Regions from separate parts of the Mus musculus genome. Here all the other regions are linked to region 1. A link is a loop called in an ENCODE intact Hi-C map of the cell type or tissue named here. Cell type or tissue: heart. All regions are shown on one strand. Links, peaks and the distances in the headings refer to the core of each region. The heading gives the core; the rest is flanking DNA.

Evidence for each region. Hi-C counts contacts between places; a loop is a spot of excess contacts. Peaks named below come from ENCODE experiments on the same cell type or tissue, not always from the same donor. Only the 100,000 strongest peaks of a DNase experiment are listed, where the experiment ranks them.
Region 2: a loop joins it to region 1, with 3 times the contacts of the local background. A loop is called at or near these places in 2 of 42 quality-filtered maps.
Region 3: a loop joins it to region 1, with 2.3 times the contacts of the local background. A loop is called at or near these places in 10 of 42 quality-filtered maps.

Annotation. Positions count from the first base shown.
Region 1 is chr2:39,004,695-39,010,626 of GRCm38, forward strand. Arpc5l (actin related protein 2/3 complex, subunit 5-like) reads left to right here and starts at 3,445. Exons shown (of 4, transcript NM_028809.1): 1 at 3,445-3,650. The coding sequence starts at 3,502. Rpl35 (ribosomal protein L35) reads right to left here and starts at 437. Exons shown (of 4, transcript NM_025592.3): 1 at 390-437; 2 at 38-174. The coding sequence starts at 392. In heart, for the core only: CTCF peaks have their summits at 3,414 and 3,615; DNase peaks (open chromatin) are centred at 3,367 and 4,497; H3K4me3 peaks cover 4,071 bases; H3K27ac peaks cover 2,520 bases.
Region 2 is chr2:38,284,760-38,290,691 of GRCm38, forward strand. Dennd1a (DENN/MADD domain containing 1A) reads right to left here and starts at 2,625. Exons shown (of 23, transcript NM_001362973.1): 1 at 2,354-2,625. The coding sequence starts at 2,370. In heart, for the core only: a CTCF peak has its summit at 2,495; a DNase peak (open chromatin) is centred at 2,552; H3K4me3 peaks cover 1,853 bases; H3K27ac peaks cover 1,567 bases.
Region 3 is chr2:38,655,990-38,661,921 of GRCm38, forward strand. No RefSeq gene overlaps it. Among named protein-coding and RNA genes, the nearest start is that of Gm36744, 13 kb to the right of the region's middle. In heart, for the core only: a CTCF peak has its summit at 2,701 (motif pointing left); a DNase peak (open chromatin) is centred at 2,602; H3K4me3 peaks cover 753 bases; H3K27ac peaks cover 349 bases; H3K27me3 peaks cover 564 bases.

The sequences.
Region 1 (5,932 bases), core at 468-5,467:
GGGGAAGCACCCAGCTGGGACCTCAAGGCCCACTTACATCTTGGAGAGCTTGGACGCGGCGCCGCCTGTCACTTTGGCGACCCGAAGCTGGGACAATTCCACCTTCAGATCGTCCAGTTGTTTCAACAGCTCCTCCTTCTTCTTGCCGCGCAGGTCCCGAGCCTTAATCTTGGCCTGCAATGAGGAGCGACTCTATGGGTCACGGAGCTCCCGCTTCGTCCCCGGCCGACCCAGGAGGGACGGTGCGCCAGAGGCCGCGGCGTAAGCGAGGGCGGGCAGCCTGAGCCGGCCCCCGCTGCTCTCTGAGTTCCCCCCGTCCGCCCCGCGCCCCGCGCCACTGTCCCCACGTGTCCCCGGCGACCGATGGCACCCGATTCCCGCAGCCTCACCATTTCGGCGTTGTTCACGGCTGAAGCAGCCTGGTTCGAGAGAAAGAGGAAAGGGCGGGGCCGACTTCCTCAACTACTGCCGGGTGGCGCCGGGCACGGCCAATAGCGTCGCGGTTTGGGAGGCCCGCTCCGCCCCTGCGCAGCCGCGGCCGTGGTGCCCTCCGCTTCCCGGAAGTCCTGCCTTCCTAAGGTTGGCTGGTCTCTAAGCGACCCAGCTGGGGAAACTGAGTCTCGCGATGAGCAACACCGGGCTGGCTGGAGGCAGCGCAGAGAAGGCTGCAGTTCTTCTGTTCCCTCGGTTTTATTCGGAAGCTTGAAGTTCTCTGGTCTGTGCGGGGCTGAGCTAGCCGCGGGTGGTGTCAGGGTGCGGAGGGCATGAGGTGTGAGGGTTTTCTTTAAAAGTTTGAGACAAGGTCTTATTCTAAATCGCTTCCTAATGCTGACAGTACAAGTGCCACAATGCCTCGCAAGTGTATGTGAGAGAGCCAGCGAGCATGGAGGTTGGAGAACAACCTGTGGGAGTTCTCTTCTTCCACTGTTCGGCGCTCGAACGTCGAACGCAAGTGGTCAGGTTCGACCTAACCATCTCGCTATCCTTTTTTTCTTCTTTTCTTTTTTAAATACAAGGCCTCCATATCTATCTATCTATCTATCTATCTATCTATCTATCTATCTATCTATCTATCTATCTATCTATCTATCTACCTACCTACCTACCTATCTCCTGGACTTGTTTTGTACCCAAGTTTGGTATCCAAAGTGCGCCACCACCTGGCAAGGGTAACAATAAAGTCATCCAGCAAGAATTTGCGGAGATGGTATGTAGTAGTACAAATCTCATCCCCAGACTTTTGTGGGATTTCTGATTATTGCTTTAGGTCTGGGCACGGTGTCACAGCGCCCAGGCAGTGGAAAAGGAGGATCCGGAGTTCAAGCCTTCTTTATTACACCAAGATATATTAATGAAACCGTCTCCAGAGAGATTCCAAATCGTGCTGGTAGCTTAGTTCCGTGGTAGTGTTTCCCTGGCATGCACAAAGCTGTGTGCATTCCCGGCACTGATACAAGAATAAATAAAAGCTCCGAAACAGAGTCTTGCTTTATTGCTAGTACCAGTTTATATCTTGGCAAGTCCCTTCGCGTCTCCGGTTAGTGTATCTTTGAGGATTAGAGGAACTAAACTGAAAACCTGCAAAGCTCCCAGCCAAGACCTGATATGTAAAGATTGGGGAAATTATAACATGGTTAAAGTGCACATGACCCTTTGCCTACAGTCCCAGACAGACCGCTAGCATCTAGATCAGAACAAAGCAGACGATGTTGGGTTTGTGTGATGAGTTGACCAAACTGACCAATTGGAGCCCTTTCTTTGCCAAGCTCCATTCAGCAGCTGCCCATTTTTCCAGCAGTTTCTCAATTGTTCATGACTTGATGCTGATAGAAGAGGTACTCAAGGTACTGTAATGAAAGCTGGGCGTGGTGGCGCACGCCTTTAATCCTAGCACTCGCGAGGCAGAGGCAGGCGGAGTTCGAGGCCAGCCTGGTCTACAGAGTTCCAGGACAGCCAGGGCTATACAGAGAAACCCTGTCTCGAGAAAACAAAACAAAACAAAACAAAACAAAAAACCAAAAACCAAAAAAACAAAAAAGGTACTGTAATGAACATTTTTTAGTCACCTCCCATCCCAAGTGTAGCAGCGTACCCTTGTATCCTAAGTGCTCTTAAGTACCAAGCTGAGTTAAGCCATGTGTTTGTGTGCCTGTTTCCAGAGCCAGTCTTGAAGGTCTCTGAGGGTTTAATGCTTTTCAGGCCCAGGATGGGGATACTGGTTGGATAGAATGAATAAGCCTTTTGTAAATGGGATAAGGAGAAATGAACCGAGTGTGGATTAGTTTTAAATGGAAGTCTAAAGATGACCAGGATTCTACTAGAGTTACAAATATACATCATATTTCTGGACATTTTTTGTAGTGCTAGGATTAAACCCAGGATTCACAATATTTTTGAATTCCCAATTACATTCCCCATCTTTGAAGACAAAAAACTTACAGGCACTGTACTTTGCCATCCCTGATGTAATTAAGACAGCCCTTACATTTTTAAATTTTACATGTACCATGTATGTGCTGTGCCGGCAGAGGTGACTGGATCTCCCTGGAGGTGGAGTCGCAGAGCACTGTGAGCTGCTATGTGGATGCTGGGAACTGAACCCAGGTCTCCAAGAATAGCACTTTTTTTCTTTTTTAAATTTCCCGACAGGGTTTCACTCTGTAGTCTTGGCTGATCTAGAACTATGTAGTCAAAACTATCTAGAACTCACAAGAACCCCCTGCCACTGCTTCCTAAGGGCTGGAATAAGGCATGTGCCACATTACTCGCTATGTGTAGCAGGAGCAAAACCATGTCTCACCTAATTTTTTTTGCTCGAGTTCTACTAGGTTAAAATGTAATAGTTTTCTTTTTTTTTAATATTTTTTATTAAATAGTTTTCATATAGTTACAAGAAAAGATTCATTTTAGCCTACGTCTGAAATAGAAAGAATCCTGGGGATTCTGCAGCTTTCGCCTCCTAAAATATGCCTCTTCAGTCAGGAGTACAGGTGGCCACAGAATCCTCTTTAATTTTCGGAACGCCCGCAGGAGTCGTTACATCCTCAAGAAAGGATGTTATCAAGCGTCCTGCCAGCCCCTGGGTTACACATCAACGCCTTTAAAGCCGTTTACTTTTAACAAAGTGGGTCCTCTTGTGGGTCAGTGCTTAAGAGACTCCGGCACTGCGCGTCACTCCCTGCCATCCCTTAGCTCTAAGATTTCTTCCTCCGGAGCGGACAGAAGCGCTGGCTATACCAGCAGCCCGGCTTCGGAGAGGACAGAGTTACGGCTGCAACGCCTGACACCACTTCATCAGCATTCCACGATCCCACGGCGCAGTTCCGCCCACAAGAGCTTCCGGTTCCGGCGCATCCCGGAAGTGGGCGGGCGACGGCGGCTGCGCGCGGAGGAGGGGAGGCGGTGCCTGGCGGCCGCTTCCCGCCCCCAAGCGGAGCCGGTGCGGAGGGGAGCCGGGAAAGAGCGAAGCCTAGGCGGCTGAGTGGCCGCCGCGCTCCCGCCATGGCCCGGAACACACTGTCCTCACGCTTCCGCCGCGTGGATATCGACGAATTTGACGAGAACAAATTCGTAGACGAGCACGAAGAGGCAGCGGCGGCGGCGGGCGAGCCAGGCCCCGACCCCTGCGAGGTAGACGGGCTCCTGCGGCAATATCCTTCCCGGCGCGGCGGCCCGGCTCGGCCTTCGCACCCTGATCACCCCAGCCCCAGTCTCCCGGTCCTCCGCCCAACCCCAGCCCCTCCCGGCTCCTGTCAGTCCCAGGTTCTCCCGGTCTGTGGTTGGCCTTACGCCTTTCTCAGCAGCGCAGCCCTGGAGCTCCTCTCCCTCTGCTCTGCTGCGCTCCGCATCCTTCTGGGTGTCCGTGCATCGGCCTTGGTATCCCTTTATCCCTCCTTATAGTAAGCGGGGTCATTCCCAGGTGCTGCCCTCAGGAGGGACCGAGGTGAACCACCTTGGATTCATTGAGCAGCCAGGGCCACTGCCCTACTGCGCTTGTCTAACTGGCTTTCTTGGGCCCGATTGTAGCCCGGCGTGAAAATAGGTGGGTGGATGGTTGGAGGAAGACTGACTAGAGGGCGGAGGTGGGGGAGGTGTGCTTTAAGGTCCAGCCCTCAGGTGTGATATGGCCTGCTACCTTTTCTCACCTGTCGCCACTTTCCTCAGCACGTTGGGTTTTGCGCCTTTATGGACCAAGTACATTCAACAAGTAATGCGACTCTGCCATTAACCGCCTTGTGCAGAAAGCGTGGAAAAAGCTAGTGATTCAGAGCTCAAAAACACCATACAGTGTCAAATGTAAAAGTGGCTCCCCACGACTGAAAATGACTGCTGGTGGCCACAGAAAACAAGCATTTAGAACAGAAGAGTAAAAATAGAGGTGATTGTCACAGCTGGCTTGGTCTCTTAGCAGTTTGAGCACCACAGGAAACTGATTTATTCTCACAGGAAGATTTTTTTTTTCTTTATTCAAATAGCTTGACAGGAAGTGTGTACCCCTCCCCCGCACTTGCCAGGGTAGGGTTGGAGGCTCTTGCTGTATATAAATCAGGTTCTGGCTGTTTAATCAGTTGACTCAGCCTGGGAAGTCAGGTGTACCGCTTTTGGGAGGAGTCCTATAGTGCTCCTCTAATATATCTTGAAAACAACCCTTTTAGACTGAACAAGAATATGTTTTTGAAATGTGGAGATTTCAAACTTATTTCCTGCACCATTCTGATGGTTAAATTGGGTCATGAGAAGGCCCCTAGAGGGAAGATTGGTTTTTAGAATGGTGCAGGGTACTGACTGGTTTATGTGCAGGTACTGTTGACAAGGCTCCAGAACGATGCATTTGGGCCAGAATCCTAATTATATTGATGAAGAGACTGGGATCTGTCAGCTTCTGCTTTGGTGTTGTTGCTGGGCCTTGCTGAAGTCCCTGGCTGTTTTTTCTTCTCTCTCTCTCTTTCTTTCTTTCTTAGGCAGCTTAGAGGCATTGGCTTAGCTTATAGAAGAGATTGCTTCTACACTCATGGCAGTGTCAGAAGCCTTGTTACTATGGAGAGTGTACCTCTCGGGATTGGGAGAAGGGAGGCTAGCAGAGGAGAGTGAAACCCTAGCAGATGTCAGGCCCAGGTAGGGAGAAGGATGGAAGTAGTAATTGAGTCCCTATCAGGTGCTAATCATTGCATTCAGTCTATAGACCCTCATGTGAGTCTTAGGAGAGAATAGTGAAGAGGTTTAGGGGGACATTAGGTGGTGGTGGTCTCAGGCCTGTGCTGGGAATTGTTTGTGGAAGAGCAGAGTGTGGAAATAGAAAGCTGCTGTGCATCCACACAGGCACTGTCTAACCTGCTTTAACCTTCTGCTGGTCATACACTCTCTCAACCTCAGCATTCTTTTTTTTTTTTTTTTTTTTTTTTAAAAGATTTATTTATTTATTATATAGTACACTGTAGCTGTCATCAGACACACTAGAAGAGGGCATCAGATCTCATTATAGATGGTCGTGAACCACCATGTGGTTGCTGGGATTTGAACTCTGGACCTTCGGAAGAGCAGTCGGGTGCTCTAACCCACTGAGCCATCTCACCAGCCCGAACCTCAGCATTCTTAAATGATAGAGACAACTATGTTGGTCTTACCACCTCAACAGGTGTACCACTAAACACACAGCAGGTGTACTCCAAAACTTGGGCCCGGGTTGTAGGAGGGGCAGGGGATTGTAGAGAGGGCTTGGATTTGAAAGGCAGCTCTGAATTGTAGCTTTGTGACCTTGGGCAAGTAATTTCCCTTCTGTCTCAGTTTCATTATCTCTATGGCAGAAGTCAGGCTCTTGTCCTAGAGGGTTTGTAGAATAAGGTGAGATGTGACTGTATCTGGTCCTGGATCCAAAACCCCCAGGGAGGATTTTTTTTTCCCTCCACTCCAGCGGTTTTAAAGTACCATTGTA
Region 2 (5,932 bases), core at 596-5,595, 720 kb before region 1:
GTGTTAGAGGCCAACCTGATCTACAAAGTGAGTTCCAGGACAGCCAGGGCTATACAGAGAAACCCTGTCTCAGAAAAAACAAACAAACAAAAAACAAACAAACAAACAAACAAAAAACACATAGCATGAGAAAGAGCTGGAATTTGAACCCAGATCTGATCTACATTGCCCTTATAATGGCACAAGACATCAGAGATAAGCAAAAGAAAGAAAGGTCTAGAGAATGCTCAGTCTGCCCCCCAACAACCTACTACCTACTTACTCAAAGGGGCCTGCACACTTAGCTTTCACTTCAGCCAAATAAATACCCTGACCACCTTCTGTTCTGCCTGACAGAATGGCCAGTAGCAACCAAAGCTGTTTTCTCCAACGACAAGGGCGGTACCTAAATTGATTATCCCCTTATCTCCTGTCCATCCATACTCCTAGCTATGAACAGAAACTGCACAATTAACACTTGCTATAGTCACAACTAATTTTCATAACTCCTATTTTCATATTCTCTTTCAATCTCACCACAGGCTAACATATTTCCCAGACCTTTTTCTTTTTTTTCTTTTAACCACTGAGCAGTCTAGTTTGAAGATTAATAAGGCCATTCTTCATACTAATTTCACACTTAATGCAATTTCATGCTTTGGTAAATTCCCTTACTCAAGTGCTCAGATAGTACAGTGATGCATTCCACCAAACACACTTACAAAACAAACTTGTCAACCTGCTACTGTCAAGAGTGAGAACACATAATCTGAACTTGTTCTATTTTAATGTTCACTCGAATACTTGATGCCTCCAGTCCAACAAGTCTCTGAACTTCTCTGGAACAAGAAAGTTAAGACACATCCTAGTGCTTTCTCTGCAACTCTGAGGTGACTTCCAGAAAGTGTTTCTACATGCTGTTGAAAGTCCAAGTTCACAACTCTTACCTGAAGGGGGGAATTTAGCCTGGAACTCCTTTTTTAACCCCAATAGTTCACAAACTAAATCACTTTACCTCCCCAGATTCTCAAACTCTTGTGTTATATTCTAACCTTCTCCCTTTTCTATAAAAATAAAATAAAGGTCTTCTTATGCTTCCACATCCATTTTCATGAGCAAACTTTTCTAATGTCATTCAGCAGGTGTCACAGGATTTCTGCAAAACTTACAAGACACCTTTTGTAAATGAGAACTCTAACCGCTGAAGAGACTGAACAGCTGGGCAAGGGTCACACTGCATGTGCATCACTTGGACATGCGATGCAATGTTTGAATAATTATTAGATTTTTTGCCCTTGAGGCCCTTCCTCTTTCAAACTTCCCTAGTACAATTCTCAAAATGCTGAAATAATCACATTCCACGGACTTTCCTATAAGAGGGTTTATGGTGTCTTATGAATGCTGTTTTCCAGAAAAGCCTATGCTGTCAACTTTGTTTTTCAATGTCCTTAAGCAATTCTATTAGTCATAGAGAAAAAGTGAGCATTTGCTAATGATTAGAGAGAGAGAGAGAAAGAGAGTAAGCATCTGAGTCCTAGGGCTGAGGAAGGGAGTGGCCAGAATTGGTCTTAGCTGGGAGGGGAGATAGAGACCAAGGCAACAACACCCAAATTGGACCACAGAAAAGTTGTAATTCCCAAAGACAACTTCTAATGTTTCGGTGGGTACTTAAGTTACAAGTATCAGCATTTTCACGAGAAAACGAAGCCTCAACCAGGGGCTCCAAGCAAATGAAGAAGGAGTAAGGGAATGTGCCTGACTGGATTGCAAAACCTTTTCAAAATCAGGTGCTCAGTGACAGCTAAAGGTGTCTTCCTTCATAGCCTTTGGCCCTGGCTTGTGTGCAGACTCAGATAAGAGGAAGAGTCAGCAAAGGCAAAGCGCCTTCCTGTGCAGGCAGGCCATCCAGGCCTTAAATGTCCCAGAAGCCCCCTCCCTCTAAGAACCTCACACCACTTCTGGAATGATTACAGGCCTCACGCAGACAGGCTGCAACCTCTCAGGACCTGCCAACTCTCGGGGTCGCCCCCAAACACACCCTTATGAAGACTTGCTTCCGGAGACCTCCCCTCTCCCAGCAGCAGTCTGACAGTTTTCTGGGGCTCTGTACATCCCGCCTAGGGAGCCACCGCGTCAGCAGTTCCCGCCCTCAGGTGAGGAGGGGGCATCTGATCATCCGCGCCCCTCCACCCCACACGCACCCCGTCCCCGAGCCTTCCCGCATCACCATGGCAACCGTCCCCCTCCCCGCTTGACGCCTCCACGCGGGGCGCCCCTCCGGTCTGGGCAACAAGTCCCCCAAGCGCGGCCCACGGCCTGCAGCTCTAGCCCAGCCTCGCCTCCCCCGCGCCCGGCTCCGCCCGGCCGCACTCACTTGATCCTGGAGCCCATGGTCCCGGGGCCTCCTCATGGACCCGCGGGCCCCGCTCGGTGCTGCGCTGCACTGCACTGCCCGCCCGCCCGCGGCCGACAGGCCTCCCTCAGGAGCTCTCCCCGCCCCTTCCTCCCTTCCCTCAGGCAGGGGCCCGCCCGCTCGAGGCTCGCTCCCCGGCCGCCGCAGCTGCTGTCGCCTCCCGGGGTTAAAGTACTCGCTCCAGCCGGGCGAGCGCCATGGTCGCCCGCGCGCGTACCCGGCGCGCGCCGCCCCCTCCGTCTCTCACACCGCCGCCCCCTCCCGCCCGCGCCGCTGACCGCGGGGGCTGCTGGGAAGTGTAGTCCACTCGCGTGAGGGTGGCCCCGGGGGGCGGGAAGCGCGCAGCAGGACAGTGGTCTACCCGAAAGGTCTGTGGCTTCTCTGAGAAGAGACCTAGGGACCTTTGTCCCACTGCTTTTCATCAGAATCCACCCAAAGCGACCTGAAGGAACTTCCATCGTGTCCCCAGAGGCCACTAAAGAAGCCTTCGTCCACTCCTCAAGTGGAGAATTTTTGACAGGCTAAAATTCGGGGAGGGGGGTGTCTGAATTGGAGGAAACAGTTGTCCTCCCCTCTCAGGAACTCACAATGACTCCAGTTTCACTGAGTCAGGCTTCAGGGTTCTGGTTTCCCGAATTTGAAAACTGAAGTTCACAGACCATGGATGTTTAGCTTTAAAGAGTTGGTTTTTTTGTTTGTTTTTTTGGTTTTGTTTTTGGTTTTGTTTTTTTAATACCTCCATAAGTAGGAGCTTGGGAGAAAAGCCGGCCCATCCCAGGAAATGGGGTATCATAGAACTGCATGCCAGGTGCTGAGGGTGAGTTAGTCCAAATGTTTAACCTGTGGAACCAATGACTTTATTGGACTTTCTTAGAAAGCATGAGTGGGGGTTGCTTACAGGAGTGTGGGTGACTCCAAAGCAGCTGCACTGGAAAGTGCACACCATCATCGTCGTCGTTGTCCGTGTTCCCGCCCCCCTCCCCCCAAGACTCTTTAATCCCAGCATTTGAGTAGGGGAGGCTAGTGGATCTCTGTGAATTTGAGGCCAGCCTGGTCTACAGAACTAGTTCCAAGAGAGCCAGGGCTACACAGTGAAACCCTGTCTTGAAAAACAAAAACAAAAACCTACCCTTCTATGACCGAAAGCTTCCTGTAGACATATATACAGTTTTCTTTAGTTAACCTCCTATAAACTACTACAATCTGTGTACTACAGCACCTCCCTGGGCCCAGAGGAATGTGCAATTAGAGTAGATTGCATACAAATGGCTGGGAGAACCGGGTGGAGTCCCCTCTGAGAAACTGTTAACAGCCAACAGGCCTGCTCCTGATGACCTTCTGCAAGCAGGCACAGCTGATGTGAAGATGGTGGCTATTTTGCTGTGAGGACCAGATTCTATAACCAATCACCTAGGTGAGAAAATTCTGGAAATATCTGAGGGAGTTTCCAGATTAGTTTAATTCAGGAGGGTGGCCTCTTCCATGGGCTGGCTTAAATGAACGGGGAAGGCAGCATTCATCTCTCTCTGTGCTTTCTGACTGGATTCAGTCATTGTGACTAGCAGCCTCACTTTTCTGCTGCCATGTCTTCTCCTTCTACCATGTTAAACTGTACTGTACCCTCAAACTGTGAGCCAAATTAAACCCTACATTGTTTTTTATTTTGGGATGTTTTTGTGTTTGTTTGGGGGTTTTTGGTTTTGTTTGGTTGGGTTGGGTTGGGTTGAGTTGGGGGGTTTTTTGTTTTTGTTTTTGTTTTGTTTGTTTTGTTTTGTTTTTGCGACACTATCCAGTTACCCAGCCTAGGTTGGCTCAGACAAACACAGAGACATGCCTGCCTCTATTTCTTGAGTGCTGCTGGCCTGAAAGGCATGCACCACCACACCTGCCCTTGGCTTGCTTCACTTACTTTAATCAGATATTTCATCACAAGGAAAGCAGGACTAATAGAGGTACTGAAGGGTGGCTCAGCAAGGGCCCCTCCTTCCTTTATTGGTCATTATGAGGACTCCAGTACTCTGATCACAACAGTCCCTGGCAGAAATTAACAAAAAAAGAAAATATTTGAGAGCCAGGAATATCAACCTGCTACCTGTCCCTGCCAGGCCCCAGAGAGACTCACTTTCATGAACTGCAGTTTCATGTCTTCTAGGCCTGGAGGCCACAACAGAAGCAATAATGACAGATCCATTTAGTGAAGGCACAAGTGCATGCCCTCTATGAATTAGGCATAGTATTCCCCAGGCCTGGCTCATGCCAATCCTCATGGTGGTCCTGGAAATTTTCCTTCCACTGGCAAAAAGGAAATTGAGGCATATTCCCCAGGTGATACAAGTGACGGCAAGTGAAGCCAAGGGGGTCAACATCAGTGTTAATAATTCCAGTCACATGATAGACCTAGACACTCTTGAGGTGGTACTTTTGGACACTAGTCAGAAGATGCTACCAGCCTGCGGGTCCCTTTTGGTCCTGGGCCTTTTCTCTTTCTTCCTTGCCTCTTTCAATTTTCTCTTCTGAAATGTTGTTCATCCCTTCCACCATTGTAACCTTTATAAATCCATAAAGTGCTCCCCACCCCACTCATCTCAGTCACTACAGTAACATCCTAGGCTAACAGCCAGGCAGGGAACAAAGAAAATACAATAAATAGTAAAAAAAACTCCTATTTGGGAGTTACCTCCTGGATAAAAACACCATCTCCCTTTTGTCTATGCCTTGAGGTTGTTGAAGGTAAAGGGTGAACCTTTTTGAATTAAAAAACAAAAAATGAAATGTCCAAACTGCCATTTTGAATTCAAAGTCTTTGCACCCAGACACCAACACAGACTTGTAAACACCCCCAGGAGCAATGTTCTGCTAGACAGGCAAGGGCTCCATGTGTTTACTCACCTTGTTTTCTATGAAACCTCTCCAAGGAGCAGTTGTTATCAAGATCTTCTCTGGAATGAGCAGTCAGTTCAAAAGCTCTGTGCAGGAGACTATAAATAAAACAAAGTTATTTGGTGGAGGGCAAAAGCTGGCTGCTTTTCAAAGAAGGTTGTAGCCAGCCTGGCCACAAAAATGTCTGAATGCCTACTGGGTGGTTGCGTGTGTGTATAAATGTCTGAATGCCTACTGGGTGGTTGCGTGTGTGTATATATGTGTGTTGTATGTTGGAAGGGGAGGCAAAGGGTGGGGCTTATGTATCTGCCCAGGTGGCCTCTAGACAGCAGGGTGGTCCAGGGAAAGAACATAGAGTGGGAGTAGGAATCTGGTCTGTAATGCCGGTTGCCGCACTGTGAATTTAACCAAAAGATTGGGCAATAATCTGTTTCCACTTCCTCCTCTGTAAAATGGGAAGAGAGGATGAGGAGGAGCTGAAATCATAAGACAGATGGTAATGTAGGATCTAACACTGCAGAACCTGGAACCAGGCTGCCTGGGTTCAAATCTCACATCTACCTCTTAGAACATATGTGAGCTTGGACAAGTTCTATCTCAGTTCTTTCTAAAATGTGAGAGATGATAATATCCTATAGTGAACATGAAAATTAAATTAAT
Region 3 (5,932 bases), core at 596-5,595, 350 kb before region 1:
CCTTCTCACAGGACCTCCAAATCCTGTTTTGTTCATTTATACCGCTGTACTCAAAGGTCCAGACACTCCCTAAGCCTCTCCATTTCCCTGGGGTGGCATAAAGCAGGATCCACATAAGTCCTCAGCAATCGCAAAGTGGGATCCTGAGAGCGGATGACCTAGGAGGAGGAAGCTACCGCCATGTTACGGCTGTTTTAGGCAGAGCTCCTTACCAGCCCCTAGCCAAACGCCCAGACACCTCCGTAAGCCACTGTGCTTAGGATTGACCATCACCAGACTTTTTTTTTTAAATCATTAAAAAGTGTGTGTGTTTGTGTGCTAAGTCTCATTTGTATTTCAAGTTTTTTTATTATTTGATCACAAGTGGCCCCTGTCGTCACATCTTTTTAACTCTGAAGCCCTAGAGTTAGGGGCTCTGCTCTTCTCACCCAAAAGGCCTCCCAGATAGAGGTCTGAAAGGCACAGATCACACTATGGTTCGGGACTGATCAGATGAATTCTGTGCAACCTGTTTGCTGTCCTGGCCAGACGTCAGAGAGAAGGGGAATTCTCCAGAGGTAGGTGGGTTGTCTGTGTGAGTGGGTTGTCTTCGTAGGGAGTGATGGGTACCTTCAATAGTTATTTCAAATAGCTCACACACCCGTACTCTCCCTTCACGACAGAGTCTGTTTTGGAGAGGGGCTCCTGAGCTAAGACCACGAAGGAGCCCTCTGGTATGAGTCTGACTTTTCCAGGGAAGGTCACTGGAGCCAACAGGTGTGGGTCAAGAGGACAAGGACCAGGGACTCTAAGGCCACCTCCTGAGAGTACATTCAAGCCAGCACCTCCAGGCACTCCTAGAGTTACACTGGGGTCAAAGCCTACCTCTGCAGCTCCAGCTGTGACCACTTGGTTTCTCTTTGATCTGCCACCCCAACTCCTTCACCTCTGCCTTGGCTCTTTCCCCAAACCTTCCCTGCCCTCTCCCTCCACTTACTTAGCCTCCAAAATGTCCACCTCAACAGCTTCCACCGCATTCAGCCAGGGATGAAGTGAAGCCCTTGGTCCTTGTGACAAGCTTTCTCTGGGGCAATGTAAAAACAAACAAACAAACAAACAAACCTGCCAGAAACAAATGGATCAGATGTCCAAAGTACTGAACCGGTGAAATAGAAACCTCCCTCCGGCTCAGAACTCCACCCTGCACGCCTGTCTCCAGTGGGCTAACTGGTGAAGAGTCTATCAGTAGACAACCCTCCGGGTTCCTGCCTAGGACCATGAGCCCAGAATTAGCTTCCCTGTAGACAATGCACAACTTTCCCCAGATCAGGACAGGGCTACTATCCCTAAAAGACTAAGGCAGGAAAAAACAGCTTTTAATTTCTATTATTTATTTTTCACTTATTTAATATTTTATCAATTAAAATTGCATTTGCATCCTGTGAGTATAGTCACACGTTCACATGGGAGACCAGCGGGTTCTGAGAAACACATCGTTTGGGGATTTTTGTCATTGTGTGGACATCACAGTACTCACACACAAGCCCAGATGGGTTAGCTGGCACCACTCTGCTCTATGGTACAACCTCCTGCTCTGAGGTGACAGATCCAGACAGCAAATTAATGTACTGAATGCTGAGAGTAACTGTGACATATGAAATTATGTATTTTTTTAAAATGTACATTGCCTGAGTGTATGTCTGTATTAGCGTGCTGAATTTCTGGAACGGGAGTTATAGATAGTTGTAAGCTGTGGGTGCTGGGAATTGAACCTGGGTCCTCTGGAAGAAAAGCCAGTGCTCCTAACCACTAAGCCATCATTTTCAGCTCCCATTATTTTCTTACAAAAACAAACCAAAAAAAGAGCAACTTTTTTTTTAAAGGGTTATCATACAGCCCAGACTGGCCTCGAACTCTCTTTATATAAGATAATCTTGAACTTCGGATCCTCCTGTCTTCATCTCTTCTAGGTTGAGATTACAGGCACGGGCTAGTATGCCAGGTTTATGTGGGGGTATGGAGGTTTGGAGGTCCAGGCAGCAGCTCAGGACCTAGTAGGCTGGAGGGGGTTCAGTGTGTTGGAGAGGGTTGAAAGAACAGAGGGGACACTACTCTGTTACCAGACTTCCCTGGTCCTCACAGAGACCAGTACCTCTGCTTGAAGGGCACTAGATTCCAGAACCATTAGCACCAGAAATGTTATGGACTCTCAGGACCTCCATGCAGGGAGATAAAAGCAAACGTAGGATATACTGAAAACGTGCAAAGCCAAGAGGAGGGACTTGGGGACAATGAGGGGTACCTTGCCCATTTCTGGAGATACCCAGTCGGAGCCCTAGCCTCGGTTGAAGAAAGAAAAAAAAAAAAAAAAAAAGCCTTGGCCAGTGGCTGGGGACGCCCAGCTCTCTCCTCCGCCTCCCCCACCCCCCGCCCTCGTGCTGTCCAAGAAACAGTGATGAAGTTGGAACCAGCCTCTCCGGGATGGCTTGCAGGCTTTCAGACCGGATTGGCACGCGGCCGTCGAGCAGTTGGTGGCAGGAGCCAGGGGACCAGGAGAGCAGGTTTTCGCTGGAGGGGACGTGAGCTTTATTTCCCTCTTGGTTGCTGACAAGGAAGCAGCTGGCCTTCCCTGATTATTTTTACCCGGAGTCACAGCCGTGGCTGCCGAGCCTCCCCCAGAGCCCGCTACCGCGCGCCCCTCTCAGCCGCGCGCCACCAGCGCCACCTGCCGCCACCTCCTGCAGCCGCAGAGAGGGTACAGCTGTCCTCAGACCATTGCTGGTCACTGGCCTCCAACTCTGTGGTCTTTTTTTTTTTTTTTTTTTTTTTCTCTTCTTCTGTGCTTTTCCTCTGACTCCCCTCATCCCTTCCCTTTTGTTGTTGTTTGAGAGACAGTCTTGCTTTGTAACCTAGGCTGACGCTGGACTTCCCACTCTCCTGCTTCTGGGTAGCAAGCAGACGTCACTAGACCTGGCCACAGATATGGTTTCAGTTCAGAGACTGATCCTGACTATTATTTTACAGTTAGTACAACACATCCATATCTGTAGGGTCTACCATCAAAAGCTGGATATATGGGGGTTGGAGAGGGCTCAGTGGCTAAGAGCACTTGCTGCTCTTCCAGACTACAGGAGTTGGGTTCCCAGCACACACATATTTTGCCTTACAGCCAACCTGTGACTCTGTTCCAAGGGATATGACGCCCTCTTCTGACTTCCTCAGATACCTGCACATATGTGGCATTCACTCACACAGACACATACATACACATAAAAGATAAAAATAAATGTAAGAGCACATCTTAAAACTCTTAAGCGATAAGGAGGTCGGCCAGTTCCTCCTGCCTTCTGTTTTTCATAACCCACGCACACACGCACGCACCACAGTGGGGAACAATAATGGAGGAGGAGGGCTCCCAGACTGCCCTTTGAGAATAAAATGGGAGGCCAGAACCAAAGTCTTTTGGATAAAACACCACAAATGACTACACACTAACACGTTTGGCTGCCTTCCTTCCCAAGGCATGGATCGTCCCAGCATGGGAAAGGCCTCCCTCTCTCCCTCTCCTCTCTCCCTCTCTCCCTCTCTCCCTCTCTCCCTCTCTCCCTCTCTCCCTCTCTCCCTCTCTCCCTCTCTCCCTCTCTCCCTCTCTCCCTCTCTCCCTCTCTCCCTCTCTCCCTCTCTCCCTCTTTCCCTCCCTCCCTCCCTCCCTCCCTCCCTCCCTCCCTTCATTTTGAAACACTTTCACTCTTCCACCATACACTCAATAAAATAAAATAAAATAAAATAAAATAAAATAAAAATAAATGTAAGAAGGAAAAACCTGACGTAGTGTCAAAGCACAGAAGGGCTTGCCTAGAACCACACAATACAAGATTATGGAAAATGATATTTGAATCACAGTCGACCTGGCTCTACATCTTGACACCACCCATTTATATCTGTCACAGTGCTTTAAGTGAATGGGGACTTACTTTCCTCATTGGTAGGTGAGCGGGGGTGTGGGGGGGGAGCCACTCCACAGTGTCAGGAATTCAGAGTCTATAATACCAATATTGCTGCTCCATCAACCCAGATAGATCACCTTTGGACACGCTTCTAGTTTGCAGTCACAAGAGCTACTGAAACTCTGGGCATCGCACTAGAATTCAGGGTGGGGGTGGAGGACTTGGAGGAGCTGATGTTTGAGGCTGTGATAACCCACTTTATCAGGACAAAAAAGTATTTTCCCTAATGTCTAGCCCCCTACACACACACAAAAACCTGTGGGTTCCACTTCAGAGGTAAAAGAACTACCCAAAACTGCGAGGGAGGCTGAGAAAAATCAACATTTCTTGGATAAGGAGGAGGGCAGTAACATCAAATGCTGGGTCAGCAGCCTCAGTATCTGCCCCAACCCATGCGAAGTTGTATTTAGTTGCAATTCTATCACACAGAGGTTTAATTCTTGCTTCCTACTTTGTTCTTTTACTGTGTGGCCACTTGAAGTTTCTTTATCACACTGTGTTTTGGTTTAGGGCCTTTTTGAGACAAGTCTCACCGTGTAGCTCTGGCTGGTCTAGAATTTCCTTGTAGATCAGGCTGGTCTCCAAGTTATGGCAATCCCCCTGTCTCTCCCTCCCAAGTGCTGGGATGACAGGAATAGGTTGCAATCCTTGGCACTATGTTGTCTTGATCATTTTCATTTTTCATGGTTTTGGTTTTGGTTTTTGGTTTTTGGTTTTTCGAGACAGGGTTTCTCTATATAGCCCTGGCTGTCCTGGAACTCACTTTGTAGACCAGGCTGGCCTTGAACTCAGAAATCTGCCTGCCTCTGCCTCCCAAGTGCTGGGATTAAAGGCATGCGCCACCACGCCCGGCGATCATTTTCATTTTTAATGGCTTAGTTATTTCTTCAAGTGAACATATCACAGTGTATTTACAGGGCATTTACAGAGCTACATTTTTCAATGCACGTGTGTGTGTGTGTGTGTGTGTGTGTGTGTGTGTGTGTGTGTGTGCAAGCACACATGTGTGTGCATACGGAAGTTGGAGGACAACCTTGAGTGTCATCCTCAAGAACAGAGCCCACTTCTTTTGAGTCAGGGTGTCTCATAGATCTGGAGGTACAGTTAGACGAGGCTAGCTGGTCAATGAATCCAAGGGGGCATGTCTTTCTCTGTCTCCCCAGTACAAGGATTACAAATCCATGTTGATTTTATTGTTGTTTGTTTTGTTGTTGTTTGTTTTGTTTTTGAGACAGGGTTTCTCAGTGTAGCCCTTGTCCATCATGGAACTCACTCTGTAGAGTAGAGACCTGTATGCCTCTCTTTCCTGTGTGCTGGGGTTAAAGGCATGTACCATCACCATCTGGCTTGCCTGGATGTTTCGTGATTCCTAGAGAGCAAATGCAGGCCTTTGTGCTTGCAATGTAAATATTATACCAACTGAGAAATTCCTCCCAGCTTTGAACCTACCATATTTTTTAGAGTTGTAGAGAATATCCTGATTGCTACTTTTAGAAAATGTTTTATTTATTCTTATTTTATGGGTATGAATATTTTATGTTTGCCTGCATGTATGTAGTATAATATATAATATAATGTCCATGTAATACCCGGGAAGACCAGAAGAGGGCATCAGATCCCCTGGAACTGGAGTTGCAGATGGTTGTGAGGTGCCATGTAGATTCTGGGACCTGGGTCCTCTTAGGAGTAGCAAGTGCTCTTACCCAGTGAGCATTTCTCCAGCTCTGTTATCACTACTTTTATGCACAAAGCATTTACCATAGAGTGTGAATCCCCAGCATCAAAGACTGTAGCATCTTTAGTACTATCAATGCTATTCCATCAATCTCCAAGAGGGCTGTGTTATTTTTCAATGTAGCAGTACCTAAGTATATTTACTGATTTCATCACAACTTTGCCAGCACAGAATTTTATGATTTTAAGAGACTTTTTAAAAAGCCAAATTA